2 separate regions of the Homo sapiens genome follow, and region 2 is linked to region 1. The links are chromatin loops, found by intact Hi-C in ENCODE. Cell type or tissue: endothelial cell of umbilical vein. All regions are shown on one strand. Links, peaks and the distances in the headings refer to the core of each region. The heading gives the core; the rest is flanking DNA. Region 1 holds the start of LOC124904028 (a long non-coding RNA gene). Region 2 holds the start of TILAM (TGF-beta induced lncRNA activating myofibroblasts).

Region 1 (10,503 bases), core at 2,504-10,503:
CTGCTCCATTTAGTGGTGGCCACTGTCCTAAGGCAAGGCACGGCAGGCTCACCAGCCCATTCTATGGATGACTTAGCCATCATCGTCTGCAGGGCCAAGCCTGGGCCCAGGCCTATCGCTCCTGGTTCTGCACTCTTTCCAAACCCAGGAAGAGGGGCAAGAACAGCTCAGGCCTGATAATTTGCCTTATCTCTTCGAGTGTCCGTTTTTTTCCAATGGTAAGTGATGGAAAGCATTATTTTGATACTAAAACATACAAGGACATAGCATGGGGTAGGAAGTAAAATGCCTGTGAAAGTTCAAGGTAGAAAACAAATCCTCAAGGAAGATCTCGTGGGGCTCTCTGCAGGCGGGCCCCAGGGAGTAGCATCCTCCTCCTTGGCATGGCTGTGGACTGGAGTGAGATGCAGTCATATGTGTTTGTAGCCAGTTTGTGCAGACCCAAGGCTGCTGTGGAAGATGCCAGTGGGTGCTGGGTGCTGGGTGCTGGCAGGCAGCCTTGGCCCACCCCAGGATGCAGAGGCCTTCTTCCCTCCAAGGCCCACAGTGGGAGTCCTGCCGACTCTCTCCGTCTCCTGGGGAGGGAAACCTCCACAGGACAAGCAGCCTGTGTGGGGGTGGGGGCTGCCTCCACGGACAGTGCAGGCACAGGGCAACCTTGACTGTGAGCCCAGGGCCAGCACCCAACCACCCCAACTGAGGCTTCCTCTCCATCCTCTGGGAGGTCCCCCGCCACACTGCCTTAGAGGCCCAGCCCCTCGAGGAAGCCCTCAGTTTTCTTCTCTCTTGCCCTCCCAGTCTCCCCAAATGCATGTTCCATCAGCAAACTCTGCCCCAGGCCTTGCTACGGCCTCTGCTCTGGTGGAACTTCCGGATGAAGAGGGTGAGGCGCTATTTACCATACTGGGTGCTGTGATGGGGGAGATTAAGGTGACAGCAGCTCCGGGAAGGGGACTCCTGACCCAACCTCTGGTGTGAAGAGCATAGAGAAGGCTTCCCAGAGTGAGGGGTGACCAGGAGGAGCCCGGGAGGAAGAGCATGGAGGGCAGAGGGAGCAGCATTTGCAAGGCCCAGAGGTAAGACAGTGCCTAGGGCAGGGCCCACGGGAGCATCCGGCCTGGAGGGAGCGGCCAGGGTCCTGGGAGCTGCGCGAGCTGTTAGGGTGCATCTTAGGAAGATTTCTGGGCAGGCTGTGGAGGATGGGTTGGAAGGTAATCAGAACGGAGGTGGAGTGACCTCTTAGAAGGCTGCCACAGAGGCCCAGGTGAGAGGTGATGGTAGCCAGGCCCAGGCCAGTGGCAGCCAGGTGGAAAGAGGTGGCCAGACTGATAAGAGATTTAAAAGGCAGAAGCCAGAGGACTTGGTGACTGATGGGCAGAAGGATGGGGGCCAGTGATCTGCTCAGGCTGGCTCCTGGGCTTCTGAAGAATGAATGAACGAATGAATGAATGAATGAACAAACGAACTGGGAAACAGCACCAGATCTGAAAGCCCCAGGTTTCAGCTTGATCGTCGGGCTGGGGAGTTTGCTGCTGCACTTGCATTTGGTACACCTGCAGGGCATCCAAGTGGAGGTGCCCATGAGATGGCTGGACGCATGGAGGTGCCCTGGAGAAGGTGGAGAGAGAGGAAGCCGGCACAGCCTGCAAAGAGGCCAGAGAATGAGTAGCCAGAGCCCCTGAAGCCTCACAGGAGGAGGTCTTAGACAAGGCACAGCCAACAGTGCCAATGGCAAGAGATGAAGCAGGTGAGGCCCAAGAAGGGACATGTGTTCTAGGGACCCAGAGGCTTCTCCCTGTCCCCCAGCCTTTCCTTCTGTCTGTCCCCCAGCCCTTGCCCACCCCTCTACGCTCCCTCCCCCGGTCTTTCCCCTATAGTACTCTTTCTCTCGATCTCCTCCTCGTCTCTCAGACCAGAAGGCTCAACATCTTTCTAAGGGAAACTTCGTGCTACTCCCACCCCACTGGGGTCCTGGTTGCCCTCCCTAGCTTCTGAAATCACCCCCCACACCCCCAACAACCACCACATACACCTTTCACCAGAGACTCACCCAGCGCTTCCAGAAGCTGGGGCAAAGAGGAGCACACACGACCACCTGCCTACTGAGCAGCTCACACTTCCTCCAATGGAGCCACCACAAGGTACCGGCCTCCAGGGCAACTGCAGGCAATCCTGGCCCTCAGGGCCTTATGGCATAAAAGGGAGAGAAGCCATGACCCCAGCAGGCCTATGCAGACACAGTGAGAGAAGAGGCCCAGAGAAAAAGCTATGGACGTTTAGATCCAGTGGAGGGATCTGAGTGGGCTTCCTGGAGGTGACTCTGCGTAGGGCCTTGAAGGACTGGCAGGATTTAGTCATGTGGCAATGGGAGCAAAGGCAGTTGCAGGAAGAGGGAGTGCGGTGAGGAAAGGGGTGGAGGTGGGAACTGGGGCTGACACCAGGGCAGCCAGTGCTCATAGTGGCTGGTGGCTGAAGAGTGTGGCCAGAGGGGTGGGAGGCGGCAAGGTGGAGGGCCACATCACACAGGCTGGAATGCGGAAGGACTTTAGAGTTTATCCACTGCTGCCTCTTGACGTGGGGCTTTCAGATCTGGTGCTGTTTCCCAGTTCATTCATTCATTCATTCATTCAGGAAATATTGCTTGCTTGGTGCTAGACAAGTGCCGAAGATGCTGTGAGAGGCAGATAGAAGTCCCTGCTGTCACGGATCTTAAGTTCCAGGAAGAGACACAGATATAGAGTCGTGAACAAGTAAAGACTAAAAATTAAAATCATGATGGGGGATGCCATCATGACTGGCCACTCTGAAGGCCGGGCTTGTGTCCTGTCTCCCCTCAGACTGAGGGCTCCCTGAGGGCAGAGCCTGTGCCTGCTCCATCAGACAAAGGTAGAACCAGCTTCTCCATCAGGCTAGAAGCACCCTGAGACTCAGGGAGAGGCATGGAGCATCTGGGAACAAGAGCTGAGGTGTCCTAGAAACCTCCCAGGAACAGACCCAGGGATAGAAGTTGGCAGGCAACTGGCAAAGGACCCTCTTCCCAGCCAGGCCAAATGTGGGAGGGCTTCCCTCTCCTCCTCCCCATCCAGCCCCCGACCCCATTAAACCTTTAAATTAACTTCAGCTCCACCCCGAGCTATAGAGAGTGCCCCAAAATAAATCCTAAATTACATGCTGCTTGGGGGCAACCACAGTTCTCCTTCCTCCCTCTCCAGCAAGCAGACCCGCCCGACACCGTGCTGAGGGGGCTCCCCCAAAATGGGCTATTTATACAGCTCCTGCTCCCCTGTTTGCTCTCTGGCCCTGTTGTCCTTGAGTGAGGCCCAAGCAGGCTATACAGCTGTCTTGGGAGGGTGAAGGGAGTGGGAGAGGCTGTGAGCCTTGCCAGGGTCTGACTGGCCATGGGGGATGTAATTTTTAGTCCAAACTAGGATACTTTGGAGTGCTCGTAGCAGTTACACCCAGGCAATGACATAGGTCTGAACTGTCCTGGGCACACGGGGTATCTGGTCACCCAGCGATGGGGCTCAGACTCCAGCCTCTCAGCCACCCAGAGCATTGCCTTCTTGGGGATGAGAGAGACAGAGAGAGAGAGAGAGAAGAGAGAGAGAGATTGCCTTCATCCCCGTTGCTGAGACAAGCAGTTCTGAATATGGGGGCACTGGGGCTCCCATACCACCTGGCAAAGCAGAATGGGCTCTGGCTTCAAGGACTCCCAGGCACAGAGAGGTCCTGCAGGAGGGTCTGGGCAAAGAAGTGGGGAGCCGGATGTGGCTGTTTTGAGACCACAGGCTTGGGTCAGGGGCCTCCCTCTCCCTGGACAAAGCCACCTTCCATTCTGGGAAGCTGGCCCCAGATACTGGAGCTGCTCCCCTTAGGGAAAAGAGAGAGGGGGAGGGAGAGGAGAAAAGGGAGAAGAGAGTGGAAGATAGAGAAAGACAGGCACACACAAAGAAGCGGCAGAGTGAAGGACAGAGACAGAAACAGAGGTGGGCAATGACAGAGGGAGGGAGAGTGGGGAAGGGGTGCTTCCAGAGCCCCAGGATGGCAGCACCCCCTTCCTACCCACAGGGCCCGCTGTGGTAGCCCTGTGGGCTCCGCACCGCACCGCTCTCTCTGTTCTCCACCCCACCGCAGTGAAGTGGGGGCAGGGCCTCTGCTGGCTGCCCAGGAGGACACCCGCCGCTCCTCCACTGCCTCCCTCCTCAAGACTAGCAGTGGGTGGCTGGGCCCAGATGCCTGCTCCCCGGCTGCTGGCGGGCTCAGGTGTCTGCAGAGCGTCCTCCTGCTCCCTGCCATCCTTGCACGCCCCTCTATTTCAGGCAGCCTGGCCCCTGCTCAGTGCCCTCTCTGGAAGCCTGCTCCTTGGCCAGCAGACCTGGCTCCCCCAGGTCCAGCCTCTACCTGCCCGCTCCTCCCGTCCCCTTGAGGGGGCTTTGCTTCAAAGGGGTGGAGCTAGGGCTCCTCCTCCCTGTGAGGTTGCGCTGGGGGTAGGAGCCTGGAGGGGAGTCAGAGGCAGGGCTGAGGAACCAGAGGCTCCTCTCACTCTGAGTCAGTCACAGGGAGGGGAGGGTGGAGGGGGCGGCAAGGAGGTGGACCGAGAAAGAGCCGGCCACAGAGATGTCCAGGGAATGGGGCAGGGCTGGGTGGCAGCATCACAGTGTCTGGAGGGCCAGGTACACATCCAAGTGCACACCGTCATGCAGCGATTTAGAGACGGGCCCCAACCTCTGCAGGCTTCAGCCTTGGATTGTGAACAGAGGGGACACACAGCACAGGACCAGCTGACCAGATCCCAGCCACCGCTTGTTTGCACTCACAAGTAAATTGATGCCGACAACCTGGAGCGGAGGGCTGGTGGTGTGTGAGTGTGAGTATGTGTGTGTGTGTTGGGAGAATAACAGAGGATTCAACCAGTGTCACCCAAAAGGGGCAAGGACCCCGCAGCACTGGGAAAGGGTCACAAAAGCCTTCCTCGCCTTAGAGGAGTCAACATGCTGTCTTCCCAATCCAACTTGATTATCTGTCTGCTCAGCAGCCCCCATGATCCCCACCTCCCAAGAAAACACTGTTTATGGGGCCTGGGGCATCAGGCCTGTCATTTAGCTGGAGGAGGCAACCCAAGCCACAACTGGGAGCTGAGCCCTGTGTGGAGAGGCAATGCCCAGCCTGAGGCAGGCACCAGCCCAGACACTTAGTGCCCTGTTTACCCTGGCAAGGGTGGCTGGCACAGGTGGGCCTCTCCAGGGAGCAGCTGGTGGCCCTGCCAGCAGACTCCCCTGCAGGCCAGAGAGGAGGCCAGGACAGCAGCTCTCCAGGATGGGGAGGGAGGCACCTTGCCCGCCGCACACCCTGCACTGCAGTTTGCAGGGTGCCAGCCTCTGAAGCTCAGGGGTCTCCCAGCTGCCCTGCAAGGGAGACCATATGGCCCAGGGCCCAGCAGGAGAAACCACAGCTCCAGGATGCTGGACACTGGTCCCCAAGGCCCCCCAGGGGAGGCTGAAGGAAGCCCCAGGTCTTTGGGGTCCTGGTCTGATAGGCCCAGATGCCACTCAACTCCCCAGGTTTGTGGGACCCACCTTCTGCATCCAAAGGCACATGTAACTTGGCATAAACAAACACCCTTTCCCCATCACAGCCCATCACTACACAGTCGCTGTACCCACAGTCCTTCTCTATCACACAGATGGTATAGAACATGCTCCTGCACTCTGCCACACCCAACATACACATCATCCAGCACCCAGCTCACAAACGCAGCATACACACACCAGACACACAATGCTCACCCAACACAGCTCCTTCTCCACCCGCATAACCTCCACTCCAGCAGCAAGGTCACATTTGCTTGCATGCGTGCACACACGCACACGTGCGCACACACACACACAGTCCTCTGAACCAATACACTCTCCTCCCAGTGCCACACTTGAAAGTGGGCCCAAGTAGGGGCCACCATTTTAGTCCTGGGCTTCTCCCTGCCCCTCCCACTCTCCGTCCTCCCTGCCACTCTCGGTCCTCCTCCCACTTCCTCTGCCCGCCTTCCACTTTCTCCCTTTCTCTCTCTCCTAGCTGAGCCCCTGGCCCTGAGGTCTCTTTCCCAGCACATGGTGGGACACTTGAGGGCCACACATATGGGCAGCTCCCAGCAGCTATTAAATACCACTTCGCCCACCTCTGGGGTTTTGAGGGGCTGCAAATTCCGGAGGACAGGAGGCAGCAGCTGGCAGCTGCTCAGGGCCTCAGATCCCCCTGCTCACCATTCCCCCATGCACCGCCCACCCCTCCTCATTCCGGGCTGAGTCATCCCCACATCTGGAACCTCTGCACATCTGGAAGAGCTGAAGCCTGTGCAAGCAGCTCCACGTAGACACCCCCTCCCCCCTGCTCCATCTCATCCCCATCCCTGCTGGCAGTTGGGGTCCAGCATCCCCCACCTGGAGCAGGACCTCGGTTACCTAGCAGCAGGCACTGCTGGGCCAGCCTTGGGGACCAGGATTGCCCACAGGTCTCTCCCCAGTAGCAGTAACAGTGGCGTCTTGGTGCCCACCGCAGTAAGCAGGCAGGGCAGTGCTAGCCTTGGAGGAGGCCAGGCCCAAGGCTGGGGGAGGCAGGAGAGCCAGGCAGGGAGGAGGTAGTGGTTTGGCCCAGCAGGCAGAGGGAGTTTATCCTGGCACTGGGCCCTGAAGCCAAACATCCTCCACGAACCTCGCAGACACATCAAAGCCCGCAGGGAAGGGGCCCTTCCGTAGAGGAAACCTACAGTCCTGGAGGCCTGACAACCTGACTCCGGGCACAGGACCACCCTGTCCCACTCAGCAACCCAGGCTCAGGTCGGGCACAGCTGCCTGGAGTGGACAGGCAGAAAAGGACATTTCTACCCAGGGGCCCTGCCGCCTCACCCCACTCGTTCAGTGCTGCCACAGAATGAGGTTTTGCCCCCATGAGGGGGCAGAGTTGGCACCAGATTTAGCTTTAGCCCCTAGTACAGGGGTCCCTCCCAAACTGCCCCCCTCCCACCCTCCAGGCAGGGAAGGCTGATGGGGAGGGGCTCACTTTGTCTGTGCGCCACCCTTTCAGCCCCAGCCTGGAAGAGAAGTCGTGCTCAGTTGTGGGGGGATCCAGCTTCCTCCCCCAGGCTCTGATGTTCTGCAGAAGACCCCTCCACATGGACAAGAGGGAAATGGAGAGGGCAGGGGGGTTAGGGGTTGGGAGAAAAACCAAGCTTCAAAAAGTAGAAGCTGAAGTGGAATCAGAAGGCGAGAACTGGGCTGCAAGCCACAGGGCCTCTCTCTGGGGGGACAGCTGGGGCCGGAGGAGGAAGAGGGGTTGTGAGGCGCTAACAAGGGAGAGAGGAGGTGCTAACAGGGCCACTGGGGTGCGGGGATCCTGAAGCCAGCCCCCTAAAGGTTGGCCCGGAGATAAGGAAGCCAGGCACTGGCGGTGGGGTAAGGGGTGTGAGTGGGAGCTGCCAATCAACACAGGAGGCTGGGATGCTCTGCATACACACATGTGCACGTAATGTACATACATGTGCACATGCAGCTCCCACACAACCAAAGCCAAGTCTGTCCTCAGCTGGGAACCAGATGATGTGGCTGCTTAGAGGCACTATGATTTGAGGAAGAATGTGATCTCTGCCAGCCTGAATCCCTCACCCACTGCTCACACTCATTCTCTGCCTTTACAGCTTCAGGCTGGGCCTGCGCCCCACTCTAGTCTAAGCCCCAGACCATGGAAGGGCTCCCCTTCCCATGGTTGTCCTGAATCCGCAGTTCCTTTGGATCTGAAAAGTTCTTTTAGGTCTAACTACAACCCCAGTAACATTTGGGTCAGAAACAAAGGAATCCACAAGCAGGGTGCAGCAGAACCCTCTTTTCAGGAGCCAACAAGAACAGAGCTAGAAATCGAGGATACCAAATTCCTTTCTTCCGTCTGGCTACAGGATCCGGTCTCAGACAGTAGACTGAAGGAGGGGGCCCCAGAGGAAGGAGGCCAGGCATGGGGGCTCTCAAGACCCTCACGCTAGTCTTAGCTCAGTCTCTCCTGCCCAAGCCTTCATGGCTCTGCTCCATCTGCCACTCCAGAAACCAAAGCTCATCAGCTCAACCTTCCCCTAACCCTCCCCACCTGACACCCATCCAGGCTCTTTGAGGTGTTTTCCTTTCCACCCTGGCCTGTGCCCCAGAAACCTACACTTTAGAAGGATAATGGCTCCCAAATGGCGTTTTTGTCTCTGCTAAGCCTCCAGGAAAGTGAGCATCAGTGAGTCCCTCCAACCTGCTCATTGGGATAATAAGTGCCCTGCACTGTTAATTCTCAGGTGGTTTGCCCTCCCTCCACCCTCCCGGCCCACAGATTCATGGTTCAAACTTGGAGCTGACTCTAGAAGTGATCTCCTCCACCCCCATGCCCATCACCCCAAGAATGAGAAAGGGGCTGGTGGGCTTCAATTTCCAAAAAAAGTTGGAAAGGGGACTGAGGTCCCCATCCCATGGCCAAGAAGTCCTATTCTTGGACTCTGCCTCCTCCAGGAAGGCGGACCGTAAGCCAAGCATTCCTTGCTACACCCCCTTAGGAGTCGCTCAATCCCTACGGAGCCATCTTCCTCACTTGCTGAGGGGGAGTCACAAATTTGAGCATACCCTTTGGAGGGGGTGCAGGAAGCAGAAGACGTGGATTCCCCAAACCACACAGCCAGTGTGGTGGGGAGCCCAGTCAGTCTGAACTCCTCCCACCCCAACCACGAGTCCTTCACCAAGGACTTTGGAAATGAATTCCCTACCCCCTTAGAGAAATCTGGCCCCTGACCCAGGAAGGCCCCTAACCAGCTTGGATTCAACGACAACAGAGCCAGTGTTTACTTGGAACAAAGCACCAGGGGGAAATGCATGCTGAATCAGAGCTGGCCAGCCCCTGCAGCAGGGTGGGAGCATTAGGACATGTCCACACGTCTTCAAGGGAAAATGGCTAAGGGCTGTCAGAGAGGCCCAGGGAAGAGGCCTGGGTAGGGGCGAGCAGGGAGCAGACAATCACTTGTTGAAGGAAGATCCAAGTCCAGGTAGGCTTTCTGGAGGAGGTGGCATTTGGGCTGAGCTTTAAAGGATGGGGAAGAATGTGTTCGGTTTCTGGGAGGGATTTGGGGAAGAAACTAGGTGGAAAAAACTGCCTGGACAGAGGCAAGGAGAGAAGCAGAAAGAGTAAGAGGAGGGGCTGGAGAACATGGTGGGGGGTGGGGGTCAGGTGGGGACTGGTTATGGGGGACCCTGAAGGTCTCTCTGAGATGGGACTTTATTCAGGTGGCAGCAGGGAGCCTCCGATTAGGGAACAAGAGAGCGACATGCCCAACATGGCCTGTCCCTCCTTGGCAATGAGGTGACCAAGCTAGAGGCCTTGTTGAATATGGCTACGAGAGTCCTGAGGAGCCAGGCTGCACGGGGTGCCGATGGCAGTGGGGATAAAGGGAGAGGACACCTGTGACAGGCACAGCCTCCAGTCTCCATGAGCTCTCAGCCCATGTGGAGAGGCGGGCCTCCTCTGTGAAGTAGACCCAGGCAGCGCTCAGTGGGCTGTGCGGGAGTAGAAAGGGGGAACAAACTGGGAGTGGAGGGAATCACATCTCCAGTCCCAGACCACGTTCAGGAGTGGTCGGCACCTGGACGGACATCCTCTGGGATCTGTCACCAGCCCCACCTTCTCAGGCCTGACTGGCCTTAAGTGGGGCCCAGTGGACAGCAGAGGGGTTTAGTGAGCAAAGCTTCCTGGGGAAACTGGGGTTGGATGCTGCAGCCCATCCAGGGAGGTGAGCAGTCCAAAAGCAGCGAGACCCTGCACTCCTTGGCACCCCACTCTGCCTCCATGTGAAATGCAGAGAAGGAAGTATGGGCCCCTTGTCTCTGCCAGGAATGACAGCTAGCATTTATTTGCCATTACTGTATGCCAGACTCTGAGCGGCCTGTTTCATCCTCATCATGGCCTATATGATGAGGGAGGTACTGTTATCCAACTCCTCCCTCTCCTTCCTGTTGAGAGAGGCCCAGAGAAGTTCCATTTCTCGTCTAAGGTCACACAGCACAACATATTCAGTGGCACACTGACTAACACGACACAATACTGCCCCTACAGGCAGAGCCGGGCTAGAGCAGAGCATTCTGCTGGCTTTGAAAAGAGATCCCAGCCTAGTGCCATCAGCCATTACAGATATTAGTGTCCACCAAAGTATGGGGGTGGGGGGGACTGCCAAGTAAAACAGAATTCACCCTGGCTCTTCCCCTTCACCCAAGCCTGGCCCCCTGGGCTGGGCTGAGCCAGGCTAGGCGAGGCCACCCACCCTGAGTGATCCTCCATCCAGAGCAGTGGAGCAGGGCTCCCCAGGCCCGAGGTGAGTGCCACCTGTGCTGGGTGTGGCGTCTTGAGCGCTGCATGGTTCTGATCCTGACTCAGCCCCTCATGTCCTGTGCGACCTGGCCTTCCCGCTCTCCAGGCCCTGGTTGCCTCCTCTGAGAA
Region 2 (10,698 bases), core at 966-8,965, 55 kb before region 1:
TTGGGAGGCTGAGGCAGGAGAATCACTTGAACCCAGGAGGCGGGGGTTGCAGTGAACCGAGATCACACCATTGCACTCCAGCCTGGGCAAAAAAGCGAAACTCTCTCTCTCAAAAAAAAAAAAAGAAAGAAAGAAAGAAAGAGAAAAGAAAAAAAAAAGAGAAAGTTGGCCCCATGAATTGATTGAATATTTACACCTTTCTGGGTTGGTTCAATTCCGTGCCTATTTTATCCCATTTGCTTTTCTCCATTCCTTTCTTCCTTTCTTTCTTCTATTCATTTACCTTTTCTCTCCCCCACCCCCAACCTCTCTCCCTTCAAATTTTTCTCTTCATGCGTTTTTCTTCCTTTTCTTAGTTTTTTTTTTCCTTTCCTTTTCTTTCCTCGGTCTCTGACCCGTTGTCCCACCTCTCCACCCACATACTTTTTTCCCCCTCCCTCTTTTCCTCTCTTATTCTCTTCCGGTATCTCCTCTTCCCCAGTCCCCGGTTCTCTGGTGCCCATCCTGGGGTATGGCGCTCTGCCGGGTCTCCTCATGCTGTAGGCGGGCGTGCAGCCTTCGTGAGCTGCTCCAGGGGAGAAAGGGCAGCAGCCATAGGGGGCGTGGCCGGGGGGCGGGTGGTGCAGGGCTCGCATCACAGCCAGATGTCTGGTTGCCGTGTTGTGTTTGGGAGATAAATGCCAGGGTTCCTTTGAATCCTGAATTTAAATAAAAGAAGGGGGGTGCTGAGGAGAAGCCTCTGTTGGGCAGAGGTACCTTCCAGATCTTGATCTCCTTCCTTGATACCCACCCCCCACAACCCCCACCCCAGGGAAGTTTTGGCCACCGATGTCTTCTGTCTTCTGCTTCTGCCCCAGCCACGAGTTCTTCCTCCTGGCAAACTTGAGATTCTGGAGTTTCAGGGCGGGGTGTTGGGCAGGGGTCCTGGCAGGGGCCCCTTTGGACAGTCTGGCTCGGACACAGAAAGGATCCTGTATGGATAACATGACCTTGCCTTCTTCCCAAAAGCCACCCCCACCCCATTTTGCTAAGGAGCTACATTCATTTGCTGATAAATTCATGCAACAATAGTCACGTGCCAGGCACTTTGCTGGGTACTGGGCATTCAATGGTGAGCAGCACAGACCCTGTGTCTGCCTGATGGAGTTTGTGTCTGGTAAAGACACAGACAGCAATGAAATCACATGAATAAACGTGGAGGTGCAACCATTAAGGTTACTAAGAAGAAGAATGCAGAGCTTTGAATGGGCAGACATGGCAGAGGGTCTGCTCTAGTCCTGGAGCCCTAGGAAGGCTTCCCTGGGTAGGCTGATGGGAAAAGGATAGGAGGCAGGGTGGATAGTGATGGGACCACATATGCAAAGGCAGGAGGGGGCATGGCGAGTGCTGGATGCCCAAGGAATTCAGGGAAGGCCAGTGTGGCTGGAGCACCACAGGCAAAGGCTGGGCGGGCCAGAGAAGCCCCATCACAGGTGTAGTTTGCCTCCTTTCAGCTATGGGCCCCAGCAGAGGGCCTGACGCAGGGGAGGGTCACAATCAGGTCTGCATTTGTAAAAGAAAGCCATGGGCACTCCATGGAGTAGGTACCTGCGGGAGGAGGGCTGTGGTCAAAGGTGGAGGAGCAGCTGAGAGGCTGCTATACTTGCCCAGGTGAGGGGCTTGGATCCGGTAGGTGGGAATGGAGACAGAGAGAAGAGGATGGGCTTGAGAGCCCTTTGGGAAGCAAAATTTACAGGTGCTGGGGTTGGATTGGATGTGGGGTGGGGTTGGTGAGGAACAGGGATGATCCCGGGCTTCTGGCTGGGCAAGGACCCTGCTTGGGGGACAATATGCTGAGTTTGGTGCCTGTTGCCGGCCCTGTAGTTGATCCTTTTCACTGAGTGGTTACTTCAGGCCTTCTGGGGCCAGCCGTGTGCTGGGGAGAGCTCTGGGGACAATAGCTCCTATTCTGGGAGAGTGGGGAGCCAGGAAGAGGAATAAAACACACACAAAAATGCCCCTCCCTTGAGGCAGCACTGGCTGTGTGATTTTGAGTAAATGCTCCATCTCGGAACTTCATTTCCCCAGTCTGTGAACTGGGGTAGTAGTGAGACCATCTTGCTGGTCTATGTCTTGCTCAGTAAATGGAAGCCTCTGGACACAAAGGATGATGGGAGTGCCAATGAGAGATAAGGAAGGCTGCACGGAGGAGGCAGCTTTCCAGCCAGGCTTGGGAGGGTGGGTGACAGGGTTCAAATGCAGTGTTTAAGTGGGAGGAAAGGCACCGCCCAGCCTGGGAAGCTTGACATAGATTGAGTGAGAGACAGACAGACAGAAAGAGAGATAAGGCCATAGGCAGAGGAAGATAAGGCTGGAAAAGTAGGCTGGGGCCAACTTCTGGAGGCCTGGGATTCTGGGGGAAGGAGTTATACTCAGTGGTGGCCATAGAGAGTTGGTGACTGCCTTTGAGAGGAGAATGGTTGTGATCCTTTTGCCGAGAACTCACCCAGAGGACTTATACCTTGGTGACAGCAGAAGGACTCAAGTTAGAAGGCCAGGGCCCTTAAAGGGAGGGGACGATTCGAGGAAAGTATAGGTGGGTTGGGAGGAATTCATGGATATGGAGATGAACAAACAAATGGGGCCGGGAGCAGGTAAAGAGGTAGACCAGATAACACCTCCAGAGTTGCGGTTTGACCTCTGCTGGATCTCGGAGCTTTAGAGTCTCTAGGTGGAAATATCACAGAATAAGAGACATTCTGCTAGAAGGAAATTTCGAGTTTATTCCTTTCTTCCCTCCTTTTACAGATTAGAAAACTGAGGCCCAGAGAAGGAAAGTAGCTGCCAGAGGTCACACAGCTAGGATTGAGGGATCAGAGGTAAGAACCCTATGACACTTCAAGAGCCCAGGCGGTTAGGGCTGGGGAGCTCGCAGGGCCAGGGAGGTCACTGAGGATGGCGGCGACAGCATGACACGGGGATCCCACATAATCCCAGTTGGTCCTGGGAGGACAGCCCAGGAGAGCTGCTCCCCAACTCTCAGCTGAGCCATGTGGCCAGAGGGGGAAGGGAGCCTGGTGGGCAGGGAGGAACTGCCACATGGAAAAGCCTTGATGGGAACCATCTGGCCTGGGCGGGCGGAATGTGGGCTGCAGGGAGGGGAGGAGCAGGAGACGGGAAGGAGGCCATGGTGGGCGGGTGGATGGCGGGTTTGGGCTGGGAGTGGCCTGACCCGGAGGCCCCTACCTTCCAGACTGCTGCAGCCCAGATGCCTTCGCAGCCATGGCCTGGCCCATCCAACCCGCTGACCTCATTCCCAGCTCCCCTCTCTTGCAAGCTCCCCCCTTGCCTGCCACGTAGACTGGAGGCTTAGCTGCATCTTCGCTGGAGGGAGGAAGAGCAGAACACAGAGGCCCTGAGCCCAGAGCTCTGCTGGGTCAGACTGGCCTGGGGAGAGCAGCTGTGTTCCTCCAGCGCCCCCCAAGACCAGGCTGGGCCTCAGTTTGCCCTCCTCAAACCTCCTCAAACCTGAGGCCCAGAAGGTGGAGGGGACAGAGGTCATGGGAGAAGCATGACAATGAAGTGGGTTGGAGTGGGCGAGAATCACGTGGGGGCTCTGAGGTCATTGTAGCCATCCCCCTGCCTCCTCAGGGCAGGAGGGTGCTAGGATCAGACCCAGAAAGGGACAGGGGCAGGACATTCCTCCTCTTTTCAAGCATTCACAAGAAGCAGAGTTCCATGGTGGTCTAGGAGGGGGTCCTTTGTAAGATCTAGTCTTCCTCCTTCTGCTGTGTGAGGACCACAGTATGTGGCTAGGACGAGGTGGGCGGTACGCTGTCTTCCGTCTCTCAGCTGCTCTCAGGGACCTTCGCTTCAATCCTGTCTCCAGGCTCTGCCTCTGACCCCTGCCTCCCCCTCGCTTTGCTTCCCTGCCCCCCAGGGTCCTGGGTCTCCAGCTGCCCCAGTTGAACAGGGGGCTGTCCCCTGCGGCTCTCAAGGCGTTCCGGGGCTGTGAGTCATCGGGAATGTCTGTTCTGACTGCGGCTTCCCTCTCCTGACGTGGACCCTCTTTCTCCTCCTCCCCCACACTCAGGGAGAGGGTGCCCCTCCCAGGCAGGGGGCTCTGAAGTGGGGGAGGAAGCCACAGGCAGGCCTGGGATGAGGTCTTGCTCCCCGATTGCCATCGGAAGGAGGCTTCGAAGACTTGCACGCCCCTCACCCAGATTCTACCTTCCCAAGGCAGATAGAATTCCCTGACTTTCTCCCATTTCCCAGGTGGGGACACTGAGGAGAGGCGGGGAGGGGAGGGCCTGAACTTGGGTGGGCCCAGGTTCACCCACTCCCTTTTAGGGCTCAGCTTTGTCAGACTGGGAATCTGCCCAAGTGTCCTTCTGAAGGGCCCTCCCCGCATTCGAGGCTGGATCTGGCAGAAAAGCTGGAGAGGCTCTGCTGCCCGCTCCAGGGATGACACGTCTCTGCTGGGTGGGGAGTCCACGTCCGCAGAAAAGGGGGAGGCCACGTGTCTGGACCCTTCCCGCAGAGCCCCTGTGCCCTGCAAGGCTGCCTGCCACCCCCCTCCTTCTCTCCCTCCTCTCCCCAGCAGCCCTGGCCTGCCCCCTCCCTCTGATCTCAAGAAATAGCTGGGGGGTCGGGGGAGGGGACACTGAAGGGAAGACCAAGCTAGGAAAAGCTCCTCTCCACCCCCTCCCAGCATGTCTGGGCATTTCACTCCCCACCAATGAGCCTCAGTTTCCTCAACTGGAAAATAAGGGGGATGAACAGAAAAAGTCTCTACCCATGGGTGAGTCTATGATCCTGTCTCTGCACAGTCAGATAGACTCAGGCACTCACACCCACTCAAACCCACCTGTGCTCTCAGGCACGTTCATTCATTCACACATTCACCGATGCACACTTACACACACATCTACACGCACATGTGGCCCTCTGCCTATTTTGGGTACAGCAGATCCCCACAATTTCTGTTTCCCTCTTTCTGACAGCCCACCATTTCTTCTCTCATTCCAATCATACCTCCCCCAGCCCCCACCCCACCCCCTTTAGCCACCCTCTTTACATTTCTCTACTCCTGGTTCTCCTCCTCTTGAGGTCACTGGCAGGGCAGTGAGATTTGAACTTCAGAGTATCAGACCTCTGACCTTGCCAAAGACCACTCTGACTCTGCCCTAAGGCTCTTTCTGAGTTTTGGGTGGGAGGGAGTCTGAGTGAGGAGAGAGAATAGAGCTGAGAAAGGCTGGTTCTTTCCTACCCAGCTGGGGACCTGCAAAAGGGTGCCCTTCACTTGTCTTTCCTGAACATTATGAACATTCGCTTTCCAACAAAGTCTGTCCCACTGACATCCGGAGGCCTCCTCTGAAGTGCGATCATTTTAGCAGCTTGTCCTGGCTGTTGCCCCAGGTTGCACCCTTCTAGGAACTTCCGCCTGAGGGAGACTGGTCAGAGCTCAGGAGGGACTGTTCCAGGGGATGAGATATCTGCTGGCCAGGAAAGGCATGGGAACTGGGCAGCGGAGCACACCCTCCGGACCTGGCCCAACTTCAGAATAACAACAAATGATTGTGCCAGGCTCTGCCGTAAGTACTTTACACCTTTGTACTCCTCCAAAAGCCCTCTGAGATGGGTGCTCCAATTGTCTCCAATTTCAAAGGAGGAAAGAGAGGCACAGAGAAGTCAAGTCAGTTGCCTGAAGTCACAAAGCTAGCAAGTGGCTGAGCTGGAATTCAAACCCAGGCAGCCTGGCTTATCTGTTACTCCCAGCTGGTCCAAGGGACCCGGGATGGTCCAAGGGATGCCCTCCCCCTTCATCTAAAGAAGTGGCTATTTGCATAAACAGGCTTCCATCTGTGTGCATGCATGGAAAGGATCACGGGATGACGTGGCTGGAAACAGACCACAGGCACCACCAGTAGTTGGAAAGATCAGAACAGAGCTGCCTCCCTCCCTTTTGCTGGAGAACTATTGTGAGCTGACCACCACACACACGACATCTCCTTTAATCCTCACAACAGCTCTGGGACGTCAGCCTTAATATCTCTATTTTATAGCTGTAGAGTCAGAAGGGCCGAGGCGTTGTGCAAGATCCCCTTTCTCAAGCTCAGAAAGAACCCAGGTGTCCTGACAGCCAGATCAGGCTTCTCTCATTGATCCACACGTCCCCTATTTCCAAATCTACATGGCTTCTAGACACACACAGCCACATACAACAGACCACGCAGAATGTTGGAAAGAATTACAGCTCTTGGCCGGGCGCGGTGGCTCACGCCTGTAATCCCTGCACTTTGGGAGGTCGAGGTGGGTGGATCACCTGAGGTCAGGAGTTCAAGACCAGCCTGACCAACATGATGAAACCCCGTCTCTACTAAAAATACAAAAAAATTAGCTGGGCGTGATGGCGGATACCTGTAATCCCAGCTACCCAGGAGGCTGCGGCAGAAGAATCGCTTGAAACCAGGAGGCAGAGGTTGCAGTGAGCTGAGATCGTACCACTGCACTCCAATCTGGGCAACAACAGCAAAACTCCATCTAAAAAAAAAAAAAAATTACAGCTCTCGGTAGTGTTTGAAGAAGCACTTTGCACCTCCTCATTGACAATGCCCCAGGAAGGGCTTATGCTCATTCTGTTGTGAGGGGAAGCCCCTTGCTGGGGCTTCCCCCCTGGCTGGGAAGTGGTAAAGCTGTGAATAGATCCCATGTCTGCCTGGCCTGGCCACAAAGCTAGTGCTCCTCCCACTCTCCAATACCACCTGCCACCCTCACTGTCACCAGCCCAGAAGCACCCCCTGCACACACCATATCCCCAGTGAGCACACATGCATGTCACAGACAGGAAAATCACACTCATGTAGTACCTGCACGACACAGGCTAAGGGCTTTTTGGTGTTTCCTGTGTGCCAGGCCCTGTTGTAAGTTCCGTGTAGGCATGAGCTAGATGCAAGGCCGCAACAATCCTAGGATGTAGGTTCCTTTCAATATTCTTATCCTCATTTTACAAATGAGGAAACTGAGGCTCAGAGAGGTTAAGTAATTTGCCCAAGGTCACACAGCTAGGAAGTTGCAGAGCTGAGATTTGAACGCAGGCTTTAACCACTGTGCTATGGCCCATTCTCTAATATTGATTGCATGCTACTCATTCAGTCAGTCATCAACTATTACTGACTGCTGTGTTGTGCCCAACTCTGCACAGGCCCCCGGGACGGCTCTTCCCTGCCCCCTCCTCCTGACCCAGCCTGGTGTGTACCACATGGTAGATGGGGGCTGTACCTGCTCTCACTCTCCTTCTTTTCCAGAGTTCCTCCTCCCCCACAAGCTGGCACATGTGGATATTGGCTCTGTTTTGCCTTTGACCCCTAGTGAAAGAAAATACTGAGGTAACGCCTGACTGGGGAGCATGGACACAGGGAGATGCAAATGGGGTGCCAGCTGGGGCCAGGGCAGGGGTGGGGGATAGGGTAGGGGGTGAGGGGAGGTCTGGGAGCAGGAATCTCTCTTCGCTTCTGCCTGCATTTTTATCATATACTAATATCTATTCTTTTTCCTTTTTTTTTTTTTTTAGACGGAGTCTCGCTCTGTCGCCCAGGTTGGAGTGAAGCGGCTAGATCTCAGCTCACTGCAACCTCTGCCTCCCAGGTTTAAGCAATTCTCCTGTCTCAGCCTCCAGAGTAGCTGGGACTACAGGCGCATGCCACCATGCCCTACTAATTTTTTGTATTTTTAGGAGAGACAGGCCTTCACCATGTTGGTCAAGCTGGTCTCGAACTCCTGACCTCAGGTGACCCACCGGCTTCAGCCTCCCAAAGTGCTGGGATTACAGGCATGAGCCACCGCGCCCAGCCTCATATCTATCTTTATCACTCCATTTCAGATCTTCTTCCATATATGGCTCTGTGTGTCTCCTGTCCTTCCCTGTCTCCTCACTGCTTTTCAGCTGGTAGACCCCTGTGGGGACAACAGATCAGAGCTTGGTCACCAATATGGACATCTAGGTCTGAGCAGGGCCCACTCCCCGGGGGCGCATCAGCTCCATCCCGGCACCCTTTACACTGGCCTTCTCTTCACAAAGGACCACAGGTCATCCTCAAGCCTTCCTCCCAGGCTATCCTTGTCCCTGAATACTAATGTCTAAAGGTCAGCCCAGCTACCAGCAGTGTGCATGTGATGTGTCCCATCTCCCCTTCGGATTGGAGGAAGAAGCTGTGTCCCTCCCATCAGACAGACGGTCTCCTTAAAGGTAGGCATTGCGTCCACTCGTTCAGACAGAGAGCTCTCTGAAGTCAGGGAGTGTGTCTCCCATACCAGATTGGGGTTCTTTGAGGGTATAACGTAGGTTTTCCCATCAGACTAGGAGCAGGCCTGTGTCACCTCCTTCCTCTAGATTCTCCTGGTCTCCAGCTTGGGCTCTGCTGGAAAGAAGAGGAAGTATTTAGCAAGGGTGAAGGTATGATGCCCTCCCCACCATCCGTCTCTCCCTCCAAACCTGTTCAAACTGGAACTTTAACATTCACCCCCAATCCAGTAAGCTCAACTTCCTTGAGTCCCTCTTCAGTCCTGTCCTCTCTTTCCCAGATGGGTTCTTACTTCCCTGAGGCAACCAGAGATAAGAAAAGACCAGAATATGAATATCCAGCATTCCACAAAGAATCCTACAGGCAGGGATATTGCCCAATCACCAGTGCCTCGCATCCCAGTTCTATCCAAGATCCAAGCTTGATATCCTCCTGAAAGACTTCCTGAATCAGGTCACCAACATGGACATCTGAACTTCCAGAATCAGGTCACCGTCTTTCTTCTCATCTCTGGATGTATTTGGAGCTCATTTGTCTGACGGTTTTTGAATGCTATCTTTTAAAAATAAACTTTTACAATTTGGGTTTAATAATTCTAGATTTATAGAAAAGTTGAAAAGAAAGTACAGAAAGTTCCCATATATCCCTTATCCAGTTCTCTTAATGTTAACCTCCTACATCATCATGGAACATTTGCCAAAATGAAGATGTCAACACTGGTGCTTTGCTGTGAACTAAACTCCAGACTTTATTCGGATTTCATGAATTTTTCTCCTAAGGTCCCTTTTCCGTTCCGGCATTCCACCCAGGATATCACATTGCATTTGGTGTTTGTGTCTCCTTGGTCTCCTCTGGTTCTTGAGAGTTTCTCAGTCTCTCCTTGTTTTTCGTGACTGAAGTTTCAAGGAGTACTGGTCAGGTATTCCATAGAATGTCCTACTGTTAGCTTTCAGCAGTAAAAGCCTTTCCACAAACAAAACCTTCTGCAGAGTCCTAATCTGTGAACAGACAAGAATGGAGTTGCCATGGTCACAGCAGTGATGAGAAATGATCCCCTGAATATGAATCTCCATGAAACCCCCCGAGAATTATAAGAAACCCCCAGGATACCATGGAACCAAGTTTGAAAACCATTAATTTAGGCCAAGCTCTGTTCAGTACTTGGTTTTGAGCTATAAAACCCTAGACAGGGAATTATAAACTAGATCTTAGATCTTACATACTTCTGGTGACAGGGCCACCACAGTTTTTTTGTTTTTTGTTTTGTTTTGTTTTTTGAGGCAGAGTCTAACTCTGTTGCCCAGGCTGGAGTGCAGTGGCACAATCTCAGCTCACTGCAAACTCCGCCTCCCAGGCTCAAGCGATTCTCCTGTCTCAGCCTCCTGAGTAGCTGGGATTAGAGGTGTGTGCCACCATACCCAGCTAATTTTTGTATTTTTAGTAGAGATGGGGTTTCACCATGTTGGCCAGGCTGATCTCGAACTCCTGACCTCAGGTGATCCACCCAAGTCGGCCTCCCAAAGTGCTGGGATTACAGGCGTGAGCCATGGCGCCTGGCTGCATTGGTCTACTCTTCAGATGACATCATGTTAATTGGACCAGAAAAGTGCCAAGGAGCCTTGGTAAGTGCATGCATTCCAGGGGATGGGAAGAAAAAAACTCCTACAAAGATTTAGTGTCTTACTAACATCAGTGAGATCTTTAGTGGTTTGGTAGTCAGAAGCATGACTAGACATCCCCTCCAAAGAAAAGGAGAAATTCTTGCCCAGCAGATAAGAAAGCTCATCTGGTAGGCCTCCTCAGACTCTGGAGAAAACATATTCTACCTTTGGGAATATGTTTTACAGGTGACATTAAAGGCTGTCAAATTTGAATGAGACACAGAGCAAGAAAGAGCTGTTCAACAGTTCCAGGTGTGGTGCAAATGGTCCTGCCACTTGGCCCTTAAGACCCACAGACCCTATGGCATTGGGGGTATTTGTGACATCAAGAAAAGCTGACACCACAATAGGAGAATTACAATGCAGACCTCTAGAGTTCTGGGGGGTTATTTACTAGTCAAAACCAGCTTATTGCATGCTACAGGACCCTGGTAGAAACAGAACACCTAACCAAGGGACATCAGGGGACCAGAGCCGCCCATCATGAGCTGAGTCCTGACAGATCCTACATCATCCCATGAATATCCTCCAGACTGAGCTGTCCAGGTTTCTGCTCATTACATGTCCTGGGTCTCTCTTGATGCCCCTTATGTGTCTATCAAGGTCCCTCCCACTTAACATGTCACTCAGCCAAGGATGCACTCTTCCAGCTCTAGGTGGCCAGAGACCAGGGTAACAGGACAATTCCCCCCACCCAACTACATTTCATGGTTCAGACGACAGACTTAATGGCTATAGAATTTTCCTAAAGTGTG

What was found. A loop is a pair of places that touch in the nucleus more often than their neighbours do. Peaks named below come from ENCODE experiments on the same cell type or tissue, not always from the same donor. Only the 100,000 strongest peaks of a DNase experiment are listed, where the experiment ranks them.
Region 2: a loop joins it to region 1, with 4 times the contacts of the local background. A loop is called at or near these places in 106 of 110 quality-filtered maps.

Annotation. Positions count from the first base shown.
Region 1 is chr17:50,260,171-50,270,673 of GRCh38, forward strand. LOC105371822 (a long non-coding RNA gene) reads left to right here. Exons shown (of 6, transcript XR_007065844.1): 4 at 1,560-1,747; 5 at 2,043-2,141; 6 at 2,632-2,719. It overlaps LOC124904028 (a long non-coding RNA gene), which reads left to right and starts at 8,899. Exons shown (of 3, transcript XR_007065846.1): 1 at 8,899-9,058. In endothelial cell of umbilical vein, for the core only: a CTCF peak has its summit at 10,121; DNase peaks (open chromatin) are centred at 6,681, 8,871 and 10,131; H3K27me3 peaks cover 721 bases.
Region 2 is chr17:50,206,549-50,217,246 of GRCh38, forward strand. TILAM (TGF-beta induced lncRNA activating myofibroblasts) reads left to right here and starts at 8,146. Exons shown (of 3, transcript NR_110806.1): 1 at 8,146-8,227; 2 at 8,372-8,434; 3 at 8,563-8,872. RefSeq lists an enhancer at 3,286-3,851. In endothelial cell of umbilical vein, for the core only: no CTCF peak of the experiment used is centred there; no DNase peak of the experiment used is centred there; H3K27me3 peaks cover 593 bases.